Regions from separate parts of the Homo sapiens genome. Here region 1 is linked to region 2. The links are chromatin loops, found by intact Hi-C in ENCODE. Cell type or tissue: mammary epithelial cell. All regions are shown on one strand. Links, peaks and the distances in the headings refer to the core of each region. The heading gives the core; the rest is flanking DNA.

Region 1 (8,087 bases), core at 1,827-6,826, 260 kb before region 2:
CAGGAAGAGCTTTGGGCTGTTCTACACACAGGGAGAAGTTAATATAAGTTGAATTCAGGTTTGACTTGTGTCATCATACTTCTTTGACCCATTGTAGCTCACATTCAAAACTGAAAAGCATATGATCACTAGGGATTCAGACCCATTAATATTAACATTTGTTTCATACCAGTAGGTAAGCACTAACCACCTGAGATGGCGGCTCAGGGCAAATGGAATTTAGAGTGGCTAGTGCAGGAGGAAGAGGATTAGTATCAGTTGTTGGGGTAGCAGGAGCTGTATCTCATCCCACTAGCATCCTCCAAGTTTCCTCCTGTAAACCAGGAGTCACTGCTCTGTGAACCTCCATAGAGAAGATCTGAAGCACAGGAGTCAACTGTGCTGGTCATTAGAACACACTTCCCTTGGCTCTTTCCAACTGACGCTTGTGTTGGGATGCTAAGGCAGGCCCATTTAAGGCACTTGGAACTCTAGATGGCAAGTACCAGAGCCCAAATCACCCATCAAACCTTGCCAAAACACTATGGCACCTCAGTCTAAGCCACTTCCTACATAACACTTCTTTCCTTCACAAGGTCAATCCTGCTTTGTGGTCTAATCTTCTTCCAAATTCCTCTAACTCCCTCCTCTATTTCCCTCACAAGACTTTCTTCCCACTCCCATTACTCTTGTACACCTAATTCCATCTTGGCATCTGTATGTAAGAGGGCACAAGTCAGCAGCAGAAAAGTTTAGTTTCAACTAAAACTGAAGTACTAGAATTCAGATGTGAAGACAAGCATGCATATCCCCTGAAGACACTTCTAAGGCTACTTCATGAGGAGGAGGTTGACTATCTTATGTCAGATGATTTGGTCCATTTCTCTATTATCTTAACACTATGGATATTAACTTTATTCCATTTGATATTGTTATCTAGTATATATGGATCTTCTCTTCCAAAGTTTGTCCTCATCTTTCCAATCCTAATTTTACAGTTTGCCAGGTTACCTCCTGCCATTTGCTCTGGGCCAATTACTTTGCATTCTTCTGCTCTGGTCTTTTCATTTTCTGCTCTAAACAATATCTTTCTACTTTTGGCTTTCCTGAGCATAGCTATCTACCTACTTTTGGCTCTAATCAATGCCTCAACAGGTAGCTTATCACCAACCATCCAAAACTTAAGTGGCCAGAGGAGTGAACACAGACTGACCAGCAGGACCAGAATTCACATTTGTTTTGATTGGAGGTTCACTGGGTCTGAACTGACTAGGACTCAGGTAACTCTGCCACCAACTCTTGCTTTGCCTTCCCCTGCATGTTCCTGCAAACAGAGTCAAGTTAGAATGGTATTTAGTTGGGAATTCAGCAAGGAAAATGTGATTCTCACATTTCCATTAGGGAGTAGCTTAGTAAAATGAAACCAAGTGTTTCTTCAATGGTAGATGTCAATTTCAGGAACTCTGTTAAAAGTAGTTTATCATCCTGAAACTCACGAACAGGTCAAAGCTTGCCCAAAACCTAGTTCTAAAATAGCAATTCTTCCCTTGCTAACCATTTTGTGTCTGATTAATGAGGTAGATTAATAAAATGTATTGTGACATTTCACAGAACTAGTGCTAACATTTGAGTACCAATGGCCAGAAAACAAGTTTGGAGCTCTAGAAACATGCTTACCCTGAACAAAGGCATGTGTGAAACATAGTAGAGGTGTGAAGAAGATTCCTGAAATCTCACAGGTGAAATTTCAGTCATTTGATTGGCAATGACCAAGAGGACAAGGCTTCGGAAGAGGACTAAGATGAGAAGGATTAAGATGGTAACTTCCACTCAGAAGGCTATGTTGGCTTCATGGGCAAGAAGTGCTGCAAGAGCCATTTCACCCACAGCTGTGAATTTGTGTTCCAGTCTACCTCTGTTGAAACCTTTCTGTGGCAAGCCTCTGACATCAGGCAATGTGGGGTCCATGGCAGGCTTCTCTGTAAAGGGTTAGGCTCACCAGTAGATCTATGCACGTCAGACCTGGGTGCACAACACTTAAACAAGAGCATTTCTTTTACCAGTCTGCACTTTTCCATCCCCAGACTTGGAGGGTAACATTGTTCCCTAAATATACTTACAGGAATAACAAAGTGAGACTATGGTAATGGGTAAGAAAAACAACCTAGTTTGAACACACTGCAGATGGTCAATATGCCACCCCAGAACATGCCACTTTAGCATAAGAATTATTTTCCACTGAAGGCAATTAAGCAGATATAGGCAAAACTCTCTGACCCCCATTTGGAGACAAGCAGAGTACACTTGCCAAAGTGTCTTTCCCCTCCCTCTACTGCAACTGACTGCAGTAGACTCTGAACATGACTAATTTAGCACGCTGTGTTATTTCAGGAATGCCCTTCACACACATTTTTCCTGGGTAAGCACATTTCTGGGGCCTCAGGAAAACCCGTGTTTTCCCAGCACAGGACAAGGATGCCCTTTCTCACCACTCCTATTCAACATAGCATTGAGAGTCCTGGGCAGAGCATTCAGGCAAGAGAAAGAAAGACCATCCAAATAAAAAGAAGTCGTCAAACTATCCCTGTTTGCAGATGACATGACCCTATACCTAGAAAACCTCAGTCTCAGCCTAAAAGCTCCTTCAACTGATAAACTTCAGTGAAGTCTCAAGACTCAAAAAAAAAAAAAAAAAAAAAAGAGTGTCATTAGCATTCCTGTACACCAACAGTCAAACCAAGAGCCAGTCAGGAATGCAATCCCATTTACAATTGCAAGAATAAAATATCTAGGAACACAAAAAGGAGAACTACAAAACACTATTCAAAACAAATCGGAGATAAATGGAAAAACATTCCATGCTCGTAGAGAGGCAGAATCAATATCATTGAAATGGCCATGCTTCCCAAAGCAATTTATAGATTCAGTGCTATTCCCATTAAACAACCATTGACATTTTTCACAGAACTAGAAGAAAATCTATTTTAAAATTCATATGGAATCAAGAAGAGCCCGAATAGCAAAGACAATCCTAAGCAAAAAGGAAGGTGAAGGCATCATGTTACCTCACTTCAAACCATGCTACAGGGCTAGAGTAACCAACACAGTATGGTACTGGTACAAAAACAGACCAGCAGAACAGAATAGAGCCCAAAAATAAGGCTAGACACCTACAACTGTCTGATCCGACAAAGCTGACCAAAACAAGCAATGGGGAAAGGACTCTGTAATTCAAATGTTGCTGGGGTAACTGGCAAGCCATATGCAGAAGCTTGAAACTGGACCCCCTTACACCATATACAAAAAACAAGATGGATTAAAAGACTTAAATGTAAAACCCAAAACTATAAAACCAGGAGGACAACCTAGACAACACCATCCTGGACATAGGTACAGCAAAGATTATGACAAAGACTCCAAAGGCAATTGCACCTAAAGCAAAAATTGACAAGTGAGATCTAATTAAACTAAAGAACTTCTGTACAGCTAGAAGAACTATTGGAGTAGACAACCTACAGAATGGGAGACAATATTTGCTCACTATGCATTTGACAAAGGTCTAATATCCAGCATTTATACAGAATTTAAAATTGACAAGGAAAGAAACCACCCCATCAGAAAGTGGGCAAAGGATATGGACACTTTCCAGAAAACATATGTGGCCAAGAAGCATACGAAAAAAAAGTTCAGTATCACTGATCATTAAAGAAATGCAAATAAAAACTTCAAAACAATGAGGTGCCATTGGCTATTAAGTTAAAAATTAACAGGTTCTGGCAAGGTTACAGAGAAAAAGGAACATTTACACACTGTTGGAGTGTAGATTAGTTCAACTGCAGAAAACTGGTGATTCATCAGAGCTACCATTCAACCCAGTAATCCCATTACTGGGTATATACCCAAGTGATTATAAATCATAAAGATACATGTACATATTTATTGCAGCACTATTCACGATAGTGAAGACATGGAATCAACCTAAATGCCCAATGGCAGACTTAAGAAAATGTGGTACATATATGCCATGGAATACTATGCAGCCATAAAAAGAATGAGATCATGTCCTTTGCAGAAACATGGATGGAGCTGGGGGCCATTTTCCTGAGCAAATTAACACAGTGACAGAGAACCAAATACTGCATATTCTCACTTATAAGTGGGAGCTATACATGGATTCAGATGGAAACACACTGGGGACCTATTGGAATGTGGAGAGTGGGAAGAGGGAGAAAATCAGGAAAACTAATGGGTACTGGGCTCAGTACCCGGGTGACTAAATCTGTACAACAAGCCACTGTTACATGAATTAACCTATATAACAAACCTGCACATTACCCCCTGAACTTTAGAGTTAAAAAGCATTAGGTAAAAATAAAAACACGTGGGTTTTCTGGTCACTGGTCCTCAAACTCAGTCATTGGCACCAGGAAGGACAAAGGCTAACCAAAGTTTGCTTTAGACCTTTATCAGCCTGTAGATGGCACCATAGCCATCTACATAACATAGCCTTTATATTTACCCTCCTTCATTTGCCACCCATAGTGACTCAAGGTCTTCTTTTGTCTTGTCACTTTTCTAAAATCATATTGCTCTTTGTTCAGGGTGCCATATATAAGCCAGCATTCTAAGCCACTTCTTTGAGCTCCCTCATTTTGTGGGACCTCACCATGTATGAGGTATTGCTGCAACCTAGAGTTTCTCTTGTTTAAAAAAGCTTATTCCTTCTTTAAATCCTGGATGGAAGTGCACAGGCAATGGCTACAGCTTTTTTTTTTTTTTTTTTTTTTTGAGACAGCGTCTCACTCTGTCGCGCCCAGGCTGGAGTGCAGTGGCGCAATCTCGGCTCACTGCAAGCTCCGCCTCCGGGGTTCACCCCATTCTCCTGCCTCAGCCTCCCAAGTATCTGGGACTACAGGCGCCCGCCACCGCGCCCAGCTAATTTTTCGTATTTTTAGAGACGGGGTTTCACCATCGTCTCCATCTCCTGACCTCGTGATCCGCCTGCCTCGGCATCCCAAAGTGCTGGGATTATAGGCGTGAGCCACCACGCCCGGCCTACAGCTTTTCTTAACTGGTGTCATACGTGACATCTTAAAGCAATACCTTGTCTATAAAAATGGCATCTATGCTGGTAAACTTTGTTATAAGCAGTTAGTCATGTGCCACACGACGTCTTGGCCAACAATGGACCACAAACACAGAATGGTGTTATCTTAAGATTGTAATACCTTTTTTGAGACAGTCTTGCTCTGTCACCCAGGCTGGAGTGCAGTGGCACGATCTCAGCTCACTGCAACCTCCACCTCCCAGGTTTAAGCAATTCTCATCCCTCAGCCTCCCAAATAGCTGGGAATGCAGGTGCACACCACTACGCCTAGCTGATTTTTTAAGTAGAGATGGGGTTTTGCCATGTTGGTCAGGCTCATTTCAAAAAGTAATCCACCCACCTCAGCCTCCCAAAGTGCTAGGATTACAAGCATGAGCCACTGCGCCTGGCCTGTAATACCTTATTTTTATTGTATATTTTCTATGTTTAGATACACAGATCACAATAGCTTACAGTATACAGTACAGTAACATGCTGTACAGGTTTGTATCCTGGGAGCAATAGACTTTGGCATGTAACTTAGGTATGTAGTAAGCTGTACCATCTCGATTTGTGTAACTATATTCTATGGCATGCACATAATGATAAAATTGTTTGATATCTCAGAACATATCCATATCTTTAATACACAACTGTATAAGCATATGGATGTGATAATGTAGGTGTTATGTTGGTCAAGGCATACCGTTTCCAACTCCCTTTGGGAGATATTCTACCTCCTCCCACTGCATTTTCAAGTTTAGTCTGGAAAGCATTAGTGTTACTTAGTTCTACCTAATGCCCCCTGTTTATTAGCTAAAGGTCAGTATTAGTCTTGCAAGCGATAAACCAATTTACTCTAATACACACATTCTTGGTGTTTCTTTGGGCTGTAACTGTTAGGATTCTTTGGATAACAGATGACCAACACCCAACTGCACTGGCTTAAAAAGGAAATTAATTGACTCAAGAATATAAATATAGTGCTGGCTCCAGCTGAGACTACTTCAATAGGCTCATTTTCACCAAGAACCAGATTTCCTTACATCTTCTGTATCCTTCATATCATATTCATGCTCGGAGTCTACAGAGCCCCACTACAACCCTCTGGATGGCAAGTTCCAGACTCTCCCATCATGATGGACTTGCTCTACACTTCAGGTATTTATTTCAAAGCTCTTCTTGAAACATTATCAATCAATTCCAGCAGTATCACCTTGGGTTTTAGTGGCATGCCCATCTTGATAGTATGCCCATCCCTTCACAATCTATGGTAGTCATGGGAATGTAGGCAGGGAAATGGGATGCCCTAATATGCTCAAGTCATCCAGACCTATGGCTGAGAATGACCAAGGATATAAACAGTATATGAAATAATCTCCAAAACAAAGTCAGCAGTCATTTGGCTGACAATAGGGAAACAAATGTTGAGACAGCATCGGAAAAGTGTCTGCTGTAGGACATAAACCTAGTGTAGGATCAGTGTGAGTTTATAATGCTTTTTTCACCCTTCTGTATCAACCTGGATTCAGATTTACCAGTCTACCCAGAACTCTTCTGTAACTTCACTGCCACATGAGGCTTCTATAGAGAACCTCTTTTTGTGGGATGAAGGCTCTCCTGCAGCTCCTGTTTTCTCACAGGCATCTATTGCAACAGAAAGAACAGACAGACTAACAGATACAGAATACCTTGGCCAGCTGCATGTATTCCCAAGCTTGAACCAAAGCCAGGGTCCTTGAATATTCTCAGGCACTGACGAACTTGTTTAGGCTGTTGCATCAAGCATGTTGATTAACACGTAAAGGCTAGCCCCATGCCTAGTCAAATTCTGAAGACTCAAAACACTAACCTGTCCCACTCATTGGGGACATACCCAAGATACCCTTTCACTATCCACAAGGATCCCTGCATTTTGTAAGCAAGCTTCCTGGTAGGTGTTTTAGATTTATCCCCCTGGCATTTAGTGCATTTGGATTCCCAGCTGGCCCCATCTTGGGATGGTGGGCAAGTCCCATGAGTGAACTCCCCAGCTGTTGCTTTTGGGGCAACTCCAGGTAGTGGGTTGGCTGACAGAACATGAAATAAGTTCTTGCAGCTTAGGTGGTACACTGGTAAGCATAGCTGCCTTCCAGTAAGTTCCTACATGTACAATCCTGCCTCAGTATGGGGTTCTCACAGGACCAACAACTCGTTAGTTTTCCCCCAACCCTGACTCAAGACCCCAGAACCCAGAAAGGCCCTTATACTTCGTTTAAAACTCCATGTTTAGGTACCTGCCTCTGATAGAGGCAGTCTTATGTTCAGTTCATTTCTAACCAAGTCTCTGCCTTATACTGAAATACAATCCAAGCAGACCTAGCCTGGAAACCCACACGTGGGTACAAGAAGAATCATCCAGATTATAAGAGTGAGGCTCGAATCAGTTTGTAGAGATCAAAGTGATGAGTATGTCAACAATTGCATTGTTGCATAATTACCAGGAGGTGGCAGAGAATGAGTTTCAATTCTGACCCAAGATCAACTCCAGCCACAGGAGCCACATTGCATCCCACCATCTTTCCTCAGTTTCCCCTCAAGAACAGGAGCCTGTGGGACAGTTACTTCTGTCAACTTGTACAGATAAGTGTACCTGTGCAGCACAGTGGCCACCTGTGGAGCCATTAGAATGCCATACATCCCATGTGTGGTCGTTTCCAACTGATGCCCAGGTGCAGCTGGGATGCTAAGGCCGTCCTATTTAGGACACTCACCACTCCTCTAATGGGCAATCTGGGCTCTAGTATTTGCCATCGGCCTTGCCAAGGCACTTAGTATCACCTCAGTCTAAGCTACTTCCTATCCAGTATTTTCCTTCACAGGGCCTGACCTGCATTATAAGTGGATCTACACCCAGATCTTTCCAGCTTCCTCTCCTGTATCCCTCACAGAACTTTCTCCTCCCACAACTCAAACATTCAATTCCTTTTTGGCATCTGCATGTATGAGGCCACAAGGCAGCAATGAAAAAGCTTTTAATTTC
Region 2 (8,087 bases), core at 1,390-6,389:
CAGCACTTTGAGAGGCTGAGGCAGGCGGATCACTTGAGGTCAGGAATTTGAGACCAGCCTGGCCAACATGGTGAAACCCTGTCTCTACTAAAAATACAAAAATTAGCCGGGCATGGTGGCAGGCGCCTGTAATCGCAGCTACTCAGGATGCTGAGGCAGGCAGGAGAATTGCTTGAATCCAGGAGGCGGATGTTGCAGTGAGTTGAGATCATGCTACTGCACTCCAGCCTGGGCAACAGAGTGAGACTCTGTCTCAAAAAAAAAAAAAAAAGAAATTGAATAGGTTGCATCAATTTCTATATGTAATTTCCCAGATATTTAAATAAAGTTAAAATGATGTTCTTGTGATTTTCAGTTCCATGCCATTGCAGTGTCAACTAGGCCTCAGTTACTTTTCAGTTTGCCCAAATTGAGCCCATCTCAACATTTGGCAGTCCTTACCAAGCAACTACTTCACTGTATGGCCTGCAACCAACTTCTGCAATTCAGAGGATCCATGCTTGCTCTGGCCATGGTTAGTCTGGAAATGGAGAAACTCATTCCTGATTGGCTTTCTCTTACAATTGAACTGCTTCAGAAAGCACAGGTAGGTGTCAGTCTAATTAAATAGTGTTCTTTTTAAGTTTTTCTATTATTGGAATACATAGAGTTACCAAACTAAAAGACATTTCTCATGTTGTAATGGCAAACCATTCTTAAGAGTAGACAAGAGTAAAGTATATATTTTAAATTTACGGGCTAGGTGATCTCTTTTTTTCATATAAAACTTATATAGTATTTTTAAGATTCCTTTTAACCATTTCTCTTATTTTTAAGAATTCTAAAATGTTCATAAGATTGTCAATACCATATTGTCCTTTAGTTTTTTGTAAAGAAACTTCCTAGCTACATCTGTAGGTTTTAATGTAGTACTTCTTTACTTCACTCATTTTATAACGGATGTCAGGAACAAAAATTAGAATAAGTTGCTTTTTAGACAAGCAAATAATTTATTGTTGGCTAGTAAGTGAAGTATTTATACCAAACTGGCAGGTAGAAGCCACTTTTCTGAAAGAGGTTTTTCCCTGGCAGTTCCATTATTACCTAAGATTAGTTTGTAACTTGTATCTACAGATTATTATAAAATGTATAGGTTGATAAATTATCAACTACCTAAGTAAAATGTAAAGGTTCAGTGGAGAAAATTCTCATTCAAATGGAAAGTTGGTGAGAGTGCTGTATGTTAGCAACTACTTTGAGAGAAGGCTTACTGGTTCTATTCATGTCACCAAATAGAACTTACCGAGTTTAGATCTGCTGCAGACCATTTTCCTGCCACCTGAATCCATAAAAGACTCATGAACCTACTTTCCCTTTATATGGCTATTTATTCTTATTTAACAGTAGTTATTCTGATTTGTTTTATTGGATTTTACTTAGAAGATTGTGAAATTCTAAGCTTAACATTTTGCAATAAACTAATTGTAGCAAAGAACTGCAGTTATTGAGCTAAAAATTTAGATTATTATAAAAGAAAAACATAATAGTTGAATTTGGTGTTTTTCTAAGAAAGTTATAATTGATCTTATAGCAAACATTTTAAGAAGTATGTCTGAAGAAAATGAACCAGGCAAAAAAATAATTTTTTTTTTAAACAAGTATGTCAGTGCTTCCAAGAATTTTAGGCTCTAGTTTGTGAGCAGAGGGGAGCTCAGTCTTTTCATAAAAAGGTTGATGATCAGAGCAGTATGTTAGCTAGAGATCTACCTATGTAGTGTAACATGGGCTGTTTTTTGTTTTGAAGGGATATCTTAATTGTCTTAGATTAAAATAATTAAATGCTGTAATGAGAATAAATCCTAGGAGGTAGTTGCTACTTAGAATTTTTAGAAATTATGATAAACCACCATTTAAATGAATAATATGACACAGAAAATTTACTTTGCTCACCCTGGAGTGTTAGAAAGAAAAGTTGAATATTAATCACTCACATTAGACTGTGAAGTAGAGGAATAGGCTTAATAGAAAACCTCCTACATTACATTATTTTTATTGGAACAAATGACATCTCTCTAAATGCCTTCTGACTTATTCTCTGTGCTTACTCTCAAGATAGTACAGAAAAAGATTGCTTTAAAGTGTTAGTGTCAGAGGACAGATTTTGAAGCATAAATAATAATGTTGTAAATAGCATGTGTATTCTGTAGCTTTGAGATCATGTTTTCCTAGTGAAAAACACTGGAAAATCTGATACTCTTTTGTAAGTTTTCTGGTGCTAGAGGAAGAGAGTATTCACTGAAACTTTTTTTTCTTCTTAGCTGAAGGAGTATTGCAAACCTGGGATTTGACAGAATCTTTGGAGAAGTTATTTCATTCACCTCCTTTATTTTATAGCTCTGGTGTAGGGAACTGGAGACTTTCTTAGAGCCGTGTAGAGCTACTTAGTAGTGATTTAAAAGAACCAATGCTTTTTTTCATACCACACAAACCTTAAAAATTCTAGTTCAGTGGTTTTCATAATTTGTTTTAGAAGTGGAACCCTTTCCCAGTCCCCCTTCCCCAAAGAAAATCTTGTACACACACAATCCCAGAATATAGAATAGAAGAACGGAGCTATACTTGTGTTTAAGGGCAGATCTCCACTCAACATAGCGTTTTCCCTTCCATAGCTAGAAATCTACCTATGTAGTGTAGGTTTAGATTATATTATGTAGGTAGTCTTTGGACGTAGTTTGAAAACTGGAAATACAGTGAATTTTTTTTCTTTTTAAGAGATATGCCCCATGTAGTATATAATTGCAGTGGGGAAGTTAGTGAAGAAAAGGAAGGTCATAAATCTTGGTAGAGACTTTTGGGACTTGTTCTAGCAGTTCTCTAACACCAACCCATGTGGTCCAAACATGGATGGCTCCTAGTTCTTTAGGACTCATTTCTGTTTTTGCTAAGTTTGCTGTGTTCAGGTAGGGAACACCAGGTCTAATATCTTTGTGTTTAGACGTGTGACAAGGCCACAATATCAGATTTCTTCCTAGTTTTCTGGTTTTAATATAGGAAAGTCTTGCATCAGATTGATGAGATCATGCCAAAATTATTTGCGACATGATTCCCAGTGTCTTGGTTTGAGGAGAGTCCATCACAGACATACCGTGCTGTGAGGAGGCCACTCTCACTAGTTCTGCCTGAGCCCCCACTTTGAGACAAAGTATGGTGAGTGTTCCCAGGTTTGAAAGGCAATCTTCCTTTTGTCCCTGTTAACCTCCCACTACACCCCCTTAAGCTCTTGCGCCACCTGTTGGTCACCATTCTGGGATGGCTAAACCTCTTTCTCTCCTTAGCCTTATAAACTCAGGCTGTTAACTCTACCTAGATTAGTGTGGTGGTCTTTGTAGTTCCTAGCTGGGCAGTAGTCAAAGTACATGTTCTAGTTTAAAACTAGAGTAGGTGCAGCCATAAAACAGAACAAAATCATGTCCTTTGCAGCAACATGGATGCAGCTGGAGGCCATTATCCTGAGTGAATTAACGCAGGAACAGAAAACCAAATACCACACGTTCTCACAAGTGGGAGCTAAACGTTGGGTACACGCGGACATAAAGATGGCAACAGTAGAAACTGGGGACTACTAGAAGGGGGAGGGAGGGAGGGGAGCAAGGGTTGAAAAACTGTTGGGTACTGTGCTCACTACCTGGTTGACAGGATCACTTGTACTCCAAACCTCAGCATCATGCAATATATATCTAGTTAATAAACCTGCACATGTACCATCTAAAAGTAAAAAGAAGCAAATTTAAAAAAAAAAAAACAAAAAAACAGACCCCTCCCCACCAGTCTCCTGGTTCTTTTTGAAGGTGGCTGTGGTCAGACTATTCCAGCAGGTTCCTCAGTGCTTCATGCTGTTCATCAAACCTGGATCCATCTGGACCTACCATTTATGTCATTTATTGTTATAAAAAATAATACATATTCTCTTGACACCTTATAATTAGAGTTCATTTAAGTCCTTTTTATCAACTCCATTAGAGTACTTGTCTGGTGTCGAGAGTTTTGGTAGTTCCAGTATATGTGCTTGTTTTGTTTCTTCCACTGGATCTCAAGAAGGAACAAATTATTTTGGTGTCTTATAGAACAAATTCAGATTGTACTAGATTAGAAGGAATTTATTTTGATGTTATTTTGGAGAAAAGACTTACTTGGGACTTGGGTGGAAGTGGAGTTCATATGGATGGTTTTGTTTTGAATAATTTCTAAGGTCTTTTAGCTCTATCATTTCTTGTCAGTCTCCCACCGCTAAAATATAACTCTATTTACTTCGTTTTTTCACACAGAAAGATTATAGTGACATAGTCTTCCTCTTACTTAAATACATGTCTTTTTAGGATTCTGCCATAGTATTGATTCTGCCATGGCATTTATTATGCCCAGTGACCAAGGCATTAGAATATTTGTGGTACCTTTACCTTTTTAGGCCAATAAATATCATTCATTTGCTAAAGAACATTTCATTAAACGAGGTACAGTTGGCTCTCCATATCCATGGGTTTGGCATCTGGATTCAACCAACCGTGAATTGAAAATATTCAGGAAGAAATTTCACAGAGTTCCAAAAAAACCTGGAATTTGTGGCATGCTGAGTACTACATTGAATCTACACAGATGAAGTGATGTGTAGGCATTCTGTTAGGTATTATAAGTAATCTAGGGATGATTTAAAGTATACAGGACAATGCGAGTGGGTTATATGCAAATACTACATTATTTTATATAAGAGACTTGAGCATGTTGGGTTTTGTTATCTTTTGGGGGATCCTAGAACTAATCCCCCATGGATACTGTGGGATGACTGTACTTATTTTTTAGAAATAATTTCTACACTATAGCCCCTTTTTTACTCCCAGTTTCTTTCATTTTTTTTTTTTTAGGCTTCCTAAAATATTGGCAGAAGCTCCATCCTTTCTCTGTGCTTTGTTCCAATGTTTTTAGCATGTTTCAGCTTGTTCTACATCCCTGGGATATATAATAAGACCTAGCCTAAATGTAAGCTTGATAGTTCAGGGACTATCTTAAGTGTTATGTTAACTTTTTTTCTTTTAAGGGAGGGAGAACAAATTCTAATACTAGTTAATAGTGTCTTACCCACAGTGTGTTATCTAATGCCTTTCAAACTAGGGGAAAAAAATCAGTGAACATTATGGTAGATGCTAAAATCTGCCATTTTCTTGTATATTTCTGACAGTTTCAGTTACTTTGCATTTGTATTATACAATGACTAACATCAGCCTTTTACCATTCTTTCCTCTGGTATTTTTCAGTAACAAATAGTGAATGTATTTAGAGATAAAAATAATTTTGTGACCAAATGTGTTCTTGTAGAGTGCGTTATTTTCCCCTATTTTCTCTGTGGTATTGCAAACAGTCATGGTGAGTGCTGCAGGTTATATGAGGATAAGTAAGACTTGGTACAGAAATGTCCAGAATACTCAAAACTGGAAAAAAGTGATCCCTGATAGTTAAATGGTCAAGATAGGCTTCCTGAAGGTGATGGTGTTTAGCCAGTCCTGGAAGGAATGCGCAATACAATTTCAACAGGTAGAAATAAGATGATTAAGGGTAAAATAAGAAAGGGGAAGATTAGTGCATCATATAGAGCAGGACTGTTGAGCAAGAGTGTAGACCACAAGTTGAGGGTATGCTAGGAAATAAGGCTAGAAAAGAAGGTTGAGATCAGATTATGGAGATTCTTATTAATACTAAACTAAGCAGTTTAGCTTATTTCTGGTAGGCATTGGGGTGCCGCTGGAGAGAGCAGGGAAGGAATATATGATGCTAACTAAGGTTATTTTGACAATGCTGTAATTGAAAGTGAGGAAGAGAGACACTTTACTACAGGTAATAATTTAAAGGCCTTCCATGTACAGTCATTGTGCCAGAAACTTAGGGATAAAAAGATGAATATAATACAATGCCACACCTTTGGTCTTGTAGTCTATAATGGAAAGGCTAAATGGTTAAATAGATTATTATACTGAAATGTGGTAAATACGTTGAAAGGTTTTAGTGTCTTTTTTTTTTTTTTTTAAGACAGAGTCTTGCTCTGTCTGTTGGCCTGGCTGGAATGCAGTGGTTTGATCTCACCTCACTGCAACCTCCACCTCCTGGGCTCAAGCTATTCTCATGCCTCAGCCTCCTGAGTAGCTGGGATTACAGGCATCTGCCACCATGTCCTGCTAATGTTTTGTATTTTTAGTAGAGAAGGGGTTTCGCCATGTTGGCCAGGCTGGTCTGAACTTCTGGCTTCAAGCGATCCACCTGCCTTGGCCTCCCAAAGTGCTAGGATTACAGGCATGAGCCACCACGCCTGGCCATAAATATGTTAAAAGGTTGATATAGAAACAGATGACCGTGGCATTTAGAGTTTTGGGGTGTTGAGGGAGTCAGGGGTAACTCCAGAAAGGATTGATATCTGTGAATTGTCCTGAAGGGTAAGAAGGAATCAGCAAAACTCCCAAATTAAAAACTTTACCAAAAACATTTCATCTTAGTGCTAAGTCTACTATTTTCTACAAAATACATATTTCTAAATTTTTCATTTACTATTTTAAAATTCTTAGCTTCCCTCCTCATCCCTGATTAAAAAAAATTTTTTTTTTGCCCTTTGGCTTCTTACATTTTTAATGAATGTGTTTATGAGTACTTTGGACTCCACTGAAAAAAATTAGAAGAGGCCAAGAGAGTAGGATGAAGGGCCTTCCAGACAGGGGGAATAGACTGAAAAAAAAAAAAAAAAAAAAAAAAAACAGACGTTGGATACAAAAAAGTAGTTTCTGTTCTCATGTAAATGTTCAGCATACATTGCAAATACAAAACTCAAGTTCCAAAGATAATTATATTAGAAATACAGATTTGGACCTAATTTCTAAGATGATGTTGATGGATGGGTAGCTGGATAAATAAATGAGTTGGAGGTAGATGTGGGGAGAGAAAAGACTCAGCGGGGACGGAAAGCACAGGGAGGAAAAATGGCCACCAGAGATAACAGAGCAGCCTATGTTAATTAATGATCAACTGTGTGTGGCTTTTTTTTTTTCCTGGCCCAGATGGATAGCTCCCAGTTGATCCATTGTCGGGAGCTTGTGGCACATCACCTTTCTACTCTGCAGTCTTCCCTGCCTCTGAATTCCGTTTATGTCTACCGTCCCCTCAAGCACACCCTGGTGACCTGTGACAAAGGAGTGTTCAGATTACATCCCTCCTCTGTCCCAGGCCCAGACTTCTCCAAGGACAACAGCAAGCCAGAAGTGCCAGTCAGAGGTACAGCAGCCTTTTACCATCATCTCCCAGCTGCCAGTGGGTGCAAGCAGACCTCTACTAAACGCAAAGTAGAGGAAATGGAAGTGGATGACTTCTATGATGGAATCAAACGGCTCTATAATGAAGATAATGTCTCAGAAAATGTGGGTTCTGTGTGTGGCACTGATTTATCAAGACAAGAGGGACATGCTTCCCCTTGTCCACCTTTGCAGCCTGTTTCTGTCATGTAGTTTCAACAAGTGCTACCTTTGAGTGTAAACTAAGGTAGACTACTTTGGGAATGAGAACATGCAAAATCAGGAAAGGCTGTAGAAGGAAATATACCTTAACAGGCTGATTTGGAGTGAGCCAGAAAAAAAAAATAAAACTCTCATTATTTGTGTGGCTAATTATAATTCAGCGTTATTTAAGCACATAAAGACCAAAAAAAAAAAAAAGAAATCCAAAAGATCCAAACTTTTTTTAAACTTAAAAAATCTCTTTGTAGTATGTCAGTTGCACTTTTTTTCTGCCATAATGTAACGTAGCTTGCCCCGTCAAAAATTCAATTAAAATTCATGGCCAGCAATCCTGTTCCCCCTCAGCATCCTGATTTAATTTTCCTGTTGCTTTTGCTTGCTTCTCCATTTAATAGTTACTGAACTTTATGCATGTTGATCTATATTGATTTTCACTGCAGTTGAATGAACAAATTATTTCAGTGTGACAGCCATGACTCAAGTTCCAATTAGTCTGAAAAGGGTACTTTGGAATTGTCCCATATTAATCAGAGATGGCAAAAGAAAAAGTTCTCATATTAC

Evidence for each region. Hi-C counts contacts between places; a loop is a spot of excess contacts. Peaks named below come from ENCODE experiments on the same cell type or tissue, not always from the same donor. Only the 100,000 strongest peaks of a DNase experiment are listed, where the experiment ranks them.
Region 1: a loop joins it to region 2, with 11 times the contacts of the local background. A loop is called at or near these places in 8 of 110 quality-filtered maps.

Annotation. Positions count from the first base shown.
Region 1 is chr4:77,305,421-77,313,507 of GRCh38, reverse strand. It overlaps the pseudogene LOC100421141. Among named protein-coding and RNA genes, the nearest start is that of CCNG2, 150 kb to the right of the region's middle. In mammary epithelial cell, for the core only: a CTCF peak has its summit at 4,450 (motif pointing right); no DNase peak of the experiment used is centred there.
Region 2 is chr4:77,047,649-77,055,735 of GRCh38, reverse strand. CCNI (cyclin I) reads left to right here. Exons shown (of 7, transcript NM_006835.3): 6 at 356-586; 7 at 7,074-8,087. The coding sequence ends at 7,517. Among named protein-coding and RNA genes, the nearest start is that of CCNI, 24 kb to the left of the region's middle. In mammary epithelial cell, for the core only: a CTCF peak has its summit at 3,265 (motif pointing left); no DNase peak of the experiment used is centred there; H3K27ac peaks cover 730 bases.